2 separate regions of the Mus musculus genome follow, and region 1 is linked to region 2. The links are chromatin contacts, found by Hi-C or POLR2A ChIA-PET in ENCODE. All regions are on one chromosome and are shown on one strand. Each heading gives the region's core, a stretch centred on a gene start or an enhancer-like site at or near the end of the contact. The rest is flanking DNA. Distances are from core to core; before and after follow the strand shown.

The links. A loop is a pair of places that touch in the nucleus more often than their neighbours do. ChIA-PET counts read pairs that join two places held with the same protein, here RNA polymerase II (POLR2A).
Region 1: POLR2A ChIA-PET joins it to region 2 with 11 read pairs in embryonic stem cell. The contact joins the promoter of Them6 here to the promoter of Arc in region 2. A Hi-C loop is called at or near these places in 1 of 37 maps with a recorded cell type or tissue (gastrocnemius). POLR2A ChIA-PET finds 5 or more read pairs at or near these places in 3 of 5 experiments (Patski and embryonic stem cell).

The regions. Positions count from the first base shown.
Region 1 is chr15:74,717,561-74,723,544 of GRCm38, reverse strand. Them6 (thioesterase superfamily member 6) reads right to left here and starts at 2,311. Exons shown (of 2, transcript NM_198607.1): 1 at 1,738-2,311; 2 at 1-85. The coding sequence starts at 2,250.
Region 2 is chr15:74,670,872-74,676,700 of GRCm38, reverse strand. Arc (activity regulated cytoskeletal-associated protein) reads left to right here and starts at 4,131. Exons shown (of 3, transcript NM_018790.3): 1 at 4,131-5,829. The coding sequence starts at 4,329. The coding sequence ends at 5,519. It overlaps Gm32994 (a long non-coding RNA gene), which reads right to left and starts at 3,688. Exons shown (of 5, transcript XR_003951652.1): 1 at 3,278-3,688; 2 at 1,215-1,345; 3 at 1-1,103.

The DNA of each region.
Region 1 (5,984 bases), core at 1,062-3,561, 49 kb before region 2:
CGCTCTCAGCACGGAGCAGCTGGCTGCTGGTCTCATTGTAGGAGATCCAATGTTTCAAGTCTTCTGGCAGCTCAGGGGGCTCCACCTGCAGGGAGACAGGAAGTTGAGGTTTCAGAGAGCCCGGTGCCACTGTGAGCGCTAAGCAGAAGGCACAGAAAAGGGGCAAGCAGCCAGGCTGCTGCCCTTCTGCCTCTGGACCTCCTGCTTTATCGCATCCCCTACTCTGTGACCTTGCAGGAACCACACCCAAATTAATGACATCTGACCCAGTGCTCTCCCAAGCCCTTCTAACCTATTTTCTCCTTCCTAGCTCTTTCTAGCCCATCTACTTCTGCCAGGCCCTCACCAGCGGGACCACGCTTCAAGTGTCTGTCCCCAGAATCAGGCAAAAGCCTATGAGGTTGGCTGGGTGACTGACCACCACCAGCTGCCTAGAGAAGAGCAGGATGTGGGGAGGTGCTCCTGCAGGAGACTACCTGACAAAGCTGCTGCCCCGGAGTCCTTGCAGATAGGTTCTGAGGACTGAGGGTGAGGGAAGAGGCTCGATAAGGTGCTCTCTTCTCACAGCAAGTGCTACACGGCAGCCAGGAATGACTGACCTATAGTCTAGGCTCTATCTGGGCACACTTTACTGTCAGAGACACCCCATCCTGGCACCTGGCCTCAGAACAGTTCCTCAGCTTACAGAACCCTACCCCAGACTTGGCCTGTCTTGTACCATATCTGCCTCTGCCTGGGACCCAAGTAACCATGGAAACTCCCAGCCAACCCCCCTGGCCTCCAGCTGAGCTGAGTTGCCAGGGTGCTTCAGTTCGCCTCCTCCAAGCTGTTACTGCTAGCTGGGGCTGCACCTCCAGTCCCCTCACCCCTTACAGGCACTTTATCAACCAGTACCAAACAGCCCATGGGAACTCATGACTAGATAAAGAGAGAAAGCGAGGGAGAGCCTTCTCTGCCACCAATTGCTGGGAGGACTTCTCGAGCCCGTGTTTCCCTTCAGATATAGCCCCTCAGCACTGATGTAAGGTCATTCCTATACTCTAAGAGGAGGCACTTGTCCAAGACAGGCGGGAACAATAGGGTGGGGCATGCCCTGGTACTCTTCAGGAGCCTGCCTTGGCAACCATCACTACTCTGGCTGTCTCCAAGGTCACAGTTGCTATACTGCAGTAGCTAGCTCTGCCACCGTGCTAGAGGAGTGGACCCTGGGGAGGGGCCTTGTGTCCCAGCAGGCACAGGGTTCTCCTCCTTCCAACCTTGGAAAGACTCAAGGCTTGTGGTCCCCTGGGGTCAATCCAACCCCCAGTCCTCTCTGCTGCAAGCTGCGCCAAAGAGGGCCTCGAGTCCACTAGAATTCCCAGCAACTGCTTCTAACTGACATCCTTTTATCCCATACTCAAAACCAAAGACCACAGAGGGTGACTCAGCACTGTAGAACACACAGAACTAGGACTCAGACTCCTAGCTGAGATACCTACTCTGAGCATCTCAGTTCTAGAAGAGAGGGAGAGAGGAGAAACTCTGTGCTTGGGAGTAAATTCAAAACTGGCTAGGCCTGAACGGAAAAGCCTTGGTTCATAGATGATGGGGACCCCAAGAAGGGCAACTCCTTGGACACAGAGGAAACGTGCAAAAGTGTTCCGACATTGGAACAGTCCCAGAACTTCAAAGGGGTTTTTCTCGCGGGAGAGGGCTGAGAGCCAAACAGGGCCGGGGCATCGGGGTGGGGCTGCTCACCCTCCGTTTGCACAAGTGCTGTACTACTCGATCCGGCGAGGTGCCCAGCACGTGCTGTCGGAAACGCAGCAAGGCGCACACGAAACCATCGCGAAGGCTGACAAAACGCGCCTCCAGGTAGAAGGCGCGGTCGTCCCAGCCTTGCAGTCGCGTGTGTACCTCGAACGGCTCAAACAGGCGCAGCGAGCGGCGATAGCGCGCGCACGAGGCGGCCAGCACCGTGTGCGCGTTCAGGTCGCGCAGCGCCCCCAGCACACCGCAGCGGGTCAGGTGCGCAGCGCGCGCCACATCCGCCTCGCGCAGGTAGCGCGCGTTGTTCATGTGTAGCAGCAGGTCCAGGTCCGATGGCAGCACCCGGCCGGCATACCGCTGCTCCGCCAATAAGTCGCGGACCCGCGGCTGCAGCAAGCGTGCGCGCAGAACAGCACACGGCACGCGCACCAGGTACCAGCCGTCCAGCAGCGCAAAGAAGGCGAGCGCCAGGGATAACGACGCCACCAACAGCTCCAGCATCTTGGCAGCGGGCACCTGGTGTCCAGGAGCCCGCTGCGCAGGTTGCCTGCTGCCGGCCGGCCCTGAAGCCTGGGAGCTCCGAGGACTGGAGCGCACCAACTCTTCCAGCAGTCCGAGGGGGAGTACTCCAGAGGCAGCGGCGCCGTGAGCTGGAGTAGCTCGCACAGATACTGGTTCCCCCCTGCGCGCGTCCTCGATGGCCTAGTCTGGGTCCTCTGCGTTAGCGGCTTTCGCTTTTCTCGGGGCGGGGCGGGTCACGGCGGGACGCTCCGAGCAGTACAGCGCCACCTGGCTACGGCGCTCGGCCCTGCAGGTGCAAGAGTGACAAGGAAGCCTGCTCCCGCTAGTGATCCAGTCAGTAGCTCAGATGAGCATAGCCAAAGAATTCCAGAACTTCTGCGGAGCAGCTGGGGAACTTTGCCAGGAAAACAAACAATGCATCTCCAAGGATGCTGAGAGCCTATCCAGACATCCCATTTCTGCACGGCCCCTGGGACGTTCATGGTCTTCCGGGTGTCTTTCAGTCTCAGTCTGCATGCACGTTACTTGTCCCCGCCCGCCAAAAATCTTGATTATCCCAAGTACACCCCAATAATTCCTACCCTTTATCTCTTTTAATGCAAGATGGAGGAGAGGTGGGGCATGGAGAGGGGTGTGATGAATGTAAATGACATTATCAACCGGGCTAAAGGTGCAGACCGTGGTTTGTGGAATGTCAGTCCCTTTTCTTTGGCATAGGGGTAGGTCCCAAGGTCAGGCTGTCTCTCCTCTCCAGGACTCTGTAACAATCCTGTATGCAAGTGACTGGTAGGGAGCCCAGGGATGGATGGGCTGATGGCCTTCCAGATACCCTGGTCAGCATCACTCCACTGTCCCATGCTGAGCTGGGTGGGTCCGCTGTAGTCACTGACCAGAGCACAGGTCTTTTTCAGTTTTACTTCTGAAGCTAGGAGCTTTGGCAAAGCGAGTGCCTGGGGTCTCTGGAGAGACAAGGAATTCACTGCCTATTAGGGTAGCTTCAAAGGACCGGAAGAAGAACCTTCCCCGCATACTGGTTACACTTACAACACCCACTTTGTCCTGGTCTGTACTCTAGCTTGGGGAGGGACAGATCCTCAGAAGGAAGAGACTAAGTAAGGCTCTCTAAGTTCATTGCTCAGATAATGGGTTTTCTGTCACCTACTGTCCACCCTGTCTCTTGCCTCCAGGGGAGAGATCTGCCCACTGGTAGCCAGGCCTTTGAAACAGGAAAGAATGTGAATGAGCACCCACCTCCAGGCTCCCCTCTGTTCCTGTCACCATCCTTCATTCCCAGCCTTTCTGTTGGCTGCTCTCGTCACTTCTACACACTGTCCACTTTGCTCTCATTTTCCTCTCCTGTACCCCAGCCTGTGTCACATTGCCAGAGTCCTCTCCCAGGGACCTGAGCACACCTCGCTGAAGGTTCACGTGTATATAATGCATGTCTATCTCATAGCCGAACCCTGACTGCCTGGTCTGGTTGTTCTAACCGACCACGGTGTCTGCAGAAGGCAATACCGTGCCAAGGATTGCTCAATATGCCTCTTCCCCTGCCAGCACTGGATGAATAGGAATGCTGGATGCAGAAACTTTGCTCAGGGACCTTTGGCTCTTTGAGGGCTCCTGTGTTTGCCCTCGAGGCAGGTGGGCAATTCATTTTAGCTACCAGGGAGAACACAAGGCACAGGATGGCTAGGGTGGGAGGGTGGGGTCTAGTAGGATGACAGGTCCTAAACCCCGCCCCTCCAAATTCTGGTCCCGCCCCATCCTTCCATAGCTCCGCCCCTCTAGATGAGTGGCACTACACTGGTGACTGAAACTATGAGGGAGTTAGAAACCCATTCCAGGGCATAGACTTGATCTTGGGATCCAGGGGCTCGTTACTTCTCAGAGCACCTTCTGCTACTTCCCTCATTCTAACTTTAATAACTCATTGCAAGGAAGTCTCCAGGATAGGGGGTGAAGGGTCTCATCTCAGTCTCTCTGCTCTGGGGCACTCTTGGCCTGCAGCACCTTGTGGGCACAAACCACAGGGAGAGAGAGTCTTGGCTAAGGGGCAGCTGAAGTGTGGTCCCTGGTGGGCTGAGTCTACCACAAAAGGATGGCCATTCCGTGCCAGCCTCTGGTATCCTCTTTCCTTTGTTCTCCCAGCTCTTGTGTTAAGAAACTGAATACTCCCATATTTTTCATATTTATCTGAGTCTGCTGTCCTGCAGACTCCTTTCGTGGGGTGGGTCTAGGGTGTGCAGGAGTGTTGAGGAGAACCCAGCGAAGCCTCGGTGACTGCTGGATGTGGTATGTCAGGAGCAGCGCTTGGAACCAGGCAGATGCCCCATCACTGCCGAGCAGCTGGAGTGGGGCAGGGTCCTGCAAACTGTGTCTTGTCATCCACTATCCCCAGAGAAGGCAGCAAGCCTGAACCAGAAGGTTCACTAGATGTACCACCAGAAATACCACCCGGAGCATGCATGTGCGTGCGCGCGCACACACACACACACACACACACACACACACACACACACACACCACGACTGCTGTTGGACCCAGGTCCTGCATCATGTTCCTAGGAGATGTGACATTCTGCTGGAAGACCCCTAGATCTTCAGTGTCCTCCTGAAGACACAGGGCCTCCCAGAACCTGGACTCTGCTCCTGGCAAGCTAGGCTTGTTTGTGGGTGAGGAAGGAGGCAGCTTTTGGGGGAGGGCTGGAGGGAAAGGCTGAAGTTGGCACTCTGGGTCATTCAGATAACAGCCTAGAAAAGCCATACCACCTGTCTATGCTCACTTCTCCCTAGGGTTGAGAGGGAGGCCTCCTACTTATGGTCATACACAAAGGCTGAGGGCATCTGAGAGCCCTGGAGCCTATGGCCAGGCTCACCCTCAGCATGACTCCTGTGCTACTGGTTACTGGGATCCTACTGCTACCACTAGACTCTGGAGCTCGGGTTCTGACCCCTGGCTTAATACATAACTGGGCCCTTCAGTGACCCTCTGTGTCTCCTGTGCCTCCTCCTCTCGGGCACCCAAAGCCCACAGTTTGTGCTGTTACTCACTGTTCTGGAATTTAAAGCTTTAAGTGCCTGTGATTCCTGAGAGAGGGGTCAAAGGCCCTAGTAACTGGCCTCACCTGGAAAAAGCCCGCAGTGCACTAGGCAGGAGGGAGGCGGGAAGACACATATTGACTTCCTCATGCTCTCTCAACACTGATGGGGGTGGGGGTCAGCTGTGAAAATAGGGTCCTCATGCAGGTTCACACCCAGGATCCGCAGGGTATTCCCAGGTTTCTTTCAAAGAGGTTTTCCCAGGGATGAGAAGGGTGGGCATGTTCTCCTGTAGCCAGTCCTTCCCAAGCTTCTAAGTGCACAGACAGACCCAGCAGAAAGAGTTCAGGAGTGTGGGCTGGTGGAGTGGGGTGGGGTGGGTGTGAGTAGCTGCCTCCCTGCTTCTTCTTGTTTTTGTTTTTGTTTTTGATTTATGAGACAGGGTTTCTCTGTGTAGCCCTGGCTGTCCTGGAACTCACTCTGTAGACCAGGCCTCAAATTCAGAGATCCACCTGCCTCTGCCTCCCGAGTGCTGAGATTAAAGGCATGCGCCACCACGCCCGGCTTCTCCCTGCTCCTTTTAAGTTTGTATTTCCTATGTGCTTGCCACATGCAACTATTAAATCAAAGGGATTTTTTGTTTTTTTGTTTGTTTGTTTGTTTGTTTTTGTT
Region 2 (5,829 bases), core at 2,882-5,381:
CCAGGATCTCCCTGTCTCTCCCCTCACCTTGATGTTCTCCTTCAGTCTCAGCCCCCAGATCACTGTGCATCATTGTGCCCTTATGGGGTAGATGGAGACTCCAGTCTCAGCTCTCAGCTCCAGAGACCATCATCGCCAGCCCTACTGTGTCCAGAGACTGGCAGTGGGGGTGACCGGAAGTCATTCAGCCAGCAGACGGCCGGTGGGAGGGCCAGGTGTCCTCCCTCCTGCTGGCGGCTCATTCTTATGTCAGCTCAGCCTGAGGGTACTAGGCTTTAAGCATCAGTAGGCAGAGGCTTTCTGAAGTCTGCAGTGCCTAGTCTTGAGGGGGTCCCTCCTTCCTTCCTTCCTTGTCCCATGCTGACACCAAGAAAGGACTCCAGCCACCTTCAGCTTGGTGGAGCCTTACCCCTCCCTCCCCACACTGCCACTGAGAGAAGGGTGAAGCCAGATAATTAAAAAGGGATGTGGAAAGGCTCTTCTCTTTCCCTCCCTCTGATCTCTGTCAAAGGACTGCTCTGGACCCCTGGTTTCAACCCATAGCATAGACCTGGAGTTGGACAGGGTACCTGGGCATCAGCCAGGAGCTAGGACCAGGCAGCAAAAGACATCTGTGCAAAGTTGGGTAGCAGGCAGCTGTCTAGAGATTTGACGAAAGCACCTGGGCCAGGGGCTGGGCGGGAGGTCCTGCTGCTCGGCCAGTCAAGGGGCAGAAGCCTATACCCTTTCTCCTGCGTCCACACAGATGGCAAGTCTGTGGGCAGATGAGAGCAGGAAGTCCAACCAGGTCCCTGCTGCATCCACCTCTGCTGCCCTGGATTCTGTCTTCATGAGGAATGGGGTCCCTTAACCCATATCACAGGGTGGGGGATGATCAAGGTACTTGTGTGTGTGTGTATGTTCACGGGTATGAGCACATGCTTGTGTGTGCCTTTGTGTGCAGGTACGGGGATGGCCGTGAGCTGTGTCCTTGAAGGAGCTTACTTACCCTTGTTACTCACGGATGTTGACTGTTCAGCCTTAGAGAAAACATCTGCTGGGAAGACCATCTAGCCGGGGACAGCTGTGCCCCACAGTGGCCATGAAGGGACTTCGAAGATATCCTATGAAGCACAAGGAGGAGACTTAAGGGACTCTAAAGCCCCCATGCCTCTGGGAGCCAAGGTGGTGGGGACAGGGACATATGTGATTACTGTCAAGAATTGTGTACTCACCAGAAGTCTTGGGTTGGGAAGAGGATGAGGAGAACAGTGCTAGAGGTTCCAGATGTCGGGGCAGGACAGGAGGCTAAGGGACACTTGCTGGTCCCAGACCTCTCTGACTCCTCTCAGGAGGAGGTTTCCTCCTGAAAAAAGGCTCCTTAGTATGACAACACCACAATGTAAATGCTAAGAGGCCAGAGCCCAGGGTATCTGGAATGCTGGGGACAAAGGGCCAGGACTGACAGGGCTGTGGAACCAAGGTCACCTGGATCTTAGCGCTCTAAAGATTCACCCAGACCTGCCCCATTGCTGAGGACTTGCGCTTTTCCTCAGAATTCATCTAGAATCTCTCAGGTAATTTTGCCATGGTTCCTCCCCATGTTCTTTCCCTGAACAGGCCCAGCCTCCCCACCCCACCACACTGCCCCCATCCTACCCCACCCCCGCCCTGATCCTTCCCCAGCCTTCCAGGGGGCTGAAGGTGGCACTATCTACCCCTCGCATGGGCAGGATTAGTGGGGCGGGTACTGGAAGAGTGTGGGTTAGAAATCCCCCTCTCTGAAGGCAGGGAGCCAGCCAGCCTGGCCTCTTTTCCAGCAGCAGAATGTAGCCCCAGGCTGCAGTGTGGGGGCGAGAAGGGAGTTGCTGAGGGCTTCTGGGGCGATAATTGGGCAGCGATTAAATGTTCCCAGAGGAGCTATGGCTGTTGCCTGTGCCTGTCACCTGTCACTGGGCTCCTGTGTTCGTGGCTTCTGAAGACCCCGGAGGAGGAAGCAGGGCTTCCTGTGACTTTTCACCCCAGTGGGGCTCAGAGTAGTGTCTCGGGGTCAGTGGCCTGGATGGACTGCCCTCCATGGAGATAGGAAATGCAGTGGTCAGAGGGTCAGAGCACTTCAGCCTCGGAAACTTCTCCATTTGTGCCCAATCCCCCCTACGGACAGGGGGTGGGGGATCCTGGTCACTGGCCACAGTGCAGCTGGTTGACACCCTTGCACTCTCCAGCCTGCTCATCCTCAGCTTCCCCACTCTAGGGGGCTGTCCACCAGCTTCCGTGTGGGTACAGAGAGACTGACTCTGGCCACTGAAGGGCTACTGCTGGCATGTGTGCAGACAGACCAGGGTCCAGTTGCCCCGTCAACCCTACCCCATGGCGTAGGACCTTGGTTAACCTTCAGCTCCCTCCAGACTCAGGCCTGCAGCTCCCGGCTCCCAGGATTCCCCCATAGGAAAACTCTAGTTAGTCCCTATTCTAGCAATTTCTCTGCTTGTTTCCCCTCCCTGCAGTGATGCCCCTCTGCCTGCCTTCTGTGTCCGCCTACTCACCTCTAATTAGAAATGCCAGGAGAGCCATTTTAGGGGAGTTTTTTTTCCCCCAGAAAGACATTCCTCTCAGGGATGGAAGCCCTGGGTGTGTGTGTGGAGGGGGGGGGGAGGGGGGACAGGTTGGCTCTAAGAGAGGCAGGGCTCCCCAAAGCTTCTTGAAAACAGAGGAGGGGGCTCTGAGGGATATGAGGTTAGGAGAGTTCTGTAGGTGTGTGAGCAAAAGTGGGGTGGGAGAAGCTGAGATGTGAGTACACGTGGATTACAAGTGGGGGCCACTGGTGTGTGTGTGGAAGGCCATGAGTGGGGGGCATGAGTCCACAGAGAGGGCCGTGAGTGGGGGGCATGAGTCTACATGGAAGGGTGTGAGTGGGCTAAGTGCTGGTTGGTATGAGTGTTCAGTGTGTATGTATGAGTGTGAGAGAGGGGGAGCTGGCAGAGAGGAAAGGGGGTTCTTGCAGGCACCATGTGTCTGTGGGCCCCTGTAGGCTTCTGCTGTGGGCAGTGATATGTCCCCAAGTAACATCAGGAAATGGGAGACCTAGACCTGTGTTTCTGGCTTGGTGTAAGTCAAGAAGGATGCCCTCCCCCACTGCACCACAGCGCTGTTGGCTGTTGCCAGGGAATCGGAAGGGGCCTCCCTCTAGAGGGAATCTCAGCTTCCGGAGCCCCATTCCTTATATGGCATCTTGCTTTCCTCTGCAGGCTCCTTCCCCTCCTTCCTCCTTCTCCCTCCCTCCTTCCTCCGGACTAACCTCTTGGAAGGCTTGAGAAGCTTCTGGTCCAGTTGTGGCTGGGTCCTAGGGACTTCAGGGTTCAGCAATGTTGCCTACACATCTTGATATCCCTATGCCCTACCCCAGTGTCTGTACAGGTTCAAGTGATACATCTGTTTCAGGGCACTGCGGCCCTGTTCAGCCACTGACACACAGACAGGGCCACTCAGTGTCCACAAACCTATGAAGGGGTCCAGAAAAAGCCTTGCCTGAGTGGAGTTCCCGAACAATATTGGACCAGGCTAGGATTTGGACTTATGACTCTTGGGGCAAGGTTGGGCAGGAAGTAGGTGTGTGTGTGTGTGTGTGTGTGTGTGTGTGTGTGTGTGTGTGTCCCGCTAACCAAAGGCAGCTGAGGATAGAAGGGTTTGGAGTGAGAGATTCCTACCAGGCACTTCTGAAGTTGCATACTGTGTGGTCAGGATGGGCAAGAGTCAGGATGGGCGCATCAAAGATTCAGAGGGGTAACGTCCAGCTGCTCCCTAAGAAAAGAGATCATGAGGCCCCAGGGCAAACAGTAGGTAATAACCTGCCTTAGCCTCATCCTCGCTGCCCAGGACTAGGTAGAGGAGAGTGTCTCCGGTCCCCAAAATCCCTCCCGGTGGGAGGCGCGCAGCAGAGCACATTAGTCACTCGGGGCTGTGAAGGGGCGGGTCCTTGAGGGCACCCACGGGAGGGGAGCGAGTAGGCGCGGAAGGCGGGGCCTGCGGCAGGAGAGGGCGCGGGCGGGCTCTGGCGCGGAGCCTGGGCGCCGCCAATGGGAGCCAGGGCTCCACGAGCTGCCGCCCACGGGCCCCGCGCAGCATAAATAGCCGCTGGTGGCGGTTTCGGTGCAGAGCTCAAGCGAGTTCTCCCGCAGCCGCAGTCTCTGGGCCTCTCTAGCTTCAGCGGCGACGAGCCTGCCACACTCGCTAAGCTCCTCCGGCACCGCACACCTGCCACTGCCGCTGCAGCCGCCGGCTCTGCTCCCTTCCGGCTTCTGCCTCAGAGGAGTTCTTAGCCTGTTCGGAGCCGCAGCACCGACGACCAGATGGAGCTGGACCATATGACCACCGGCGGCCTCCACGCCTACCCTGCCCCGCGGGGTGGGCCGGCCGCCAAACCCAATGTGATCCTGCAGATTGGTAAGTGCCGAGCTGAGATGCTGGAACACGTACGGAGGACCCACCGGCATCTGTTGACCGAAGTGTCCAAGCAGGTGGAGCGAGAGCTGAAAGGGTTGCACAGGTCGGTGGGCAAGCTGGAGAACAACTTGGACGGCTACGTGCCCACCGGCGACTCACAGCGCTGGAAGAAGTCCATCAAGGCCTGTCTTTGCCGCTGCCAGGAGACCATCGCCAACCTGGAGCGCTGGGTCAAGCGTGAGATGCACGTGTGGAGGGAGGTCTTCTACCGTCTGGAGAGGTGGGCTGACCGCCTGGAGTCCATGGGCGGCAAATACCCAGTGGGCAGCGAGCCGGCCCGCCACACTGTCTCTGTAGGTGTGGGGGGTCCAGAGCCCTACTGCCAGGAAGCTGATGGCTATGACTATACCGTTAGCCCCTATGCCATCACCCCGCCACCTGCCGCAGGAGAACTGCCTGAACAGGAGTCAGTTGAGGCTCAGCAATATCAGTCTTGGGGGCCAGGTGAGGATGGGCAACCGAGCCCTGGTGTGGATACACAGATCTTCGAGGACCCACGGGAGTTCCTGAGCCACCTGGAAGAGTACCTGCGGCAGGTGGGTGGCTCTGAAGAATATTGGCTGTCCCAGATCCAGAACCACATGAATGGGCCAGCCAAGAAGTGGTGGGAGTTCAAGCAGGGCTCGGTGAAGAACTGGGTGGAGTTCAAGAAGGAGTTTCTGCAATACAGTGAGGGTACACTCTCCCGTGAAGCCATTCAGCGGGAGCTGGAGCTGCCGCAGAAGCAGGGTGAACCACTCGACCAGTTCCTCTGGCGCAAGCGGGACCTGTACCAGACACTGTATGTGGACGCTGAGGAGGAGGAGATCATTCAGTATGTGGTGGGCACCCTGCAGCCCAAACTCAAGCGCTTTCTGCGCCACCCACTCCCCAAGACCCTGGAGCAGCTTATCCAGAGGGGTATGGAAGTGCAGGACGGCCTGGAGCAGGCAGCTGAGCCTTCTGGCACCCCACTGCCCACAGAGGATGAGACGGAGGCACTCACACCTGCTCTTACCAGCGAGTCAGTAGCCAGTGACAGGACCCAGCCTGAATAGAGGGGCCAGCCCAGGGTCCCCAGCCCGCCTGCCACACCCAGCCTGTGGCTTTTGCCAACTAGGACTTGAGCTGGGGCTGACTCCCAAAGGGATGCCCTGTCCAGCCAGACATCTACTCACCCACTGACCTGGCCTGACTCACAACTGCCACACAACCATGCTACATGGACTGAACATCAAGAAGCCCCTTTCCCATAGGGCTCCCACCTGCCGCCTACCCCTCATCTGTCTGCCCTGGTCCTGGCCCCCAGCCCCATTGGCCTCACCCTCTACACTCTCAGACCATCACAGAACACGATCTGGCTTCCTC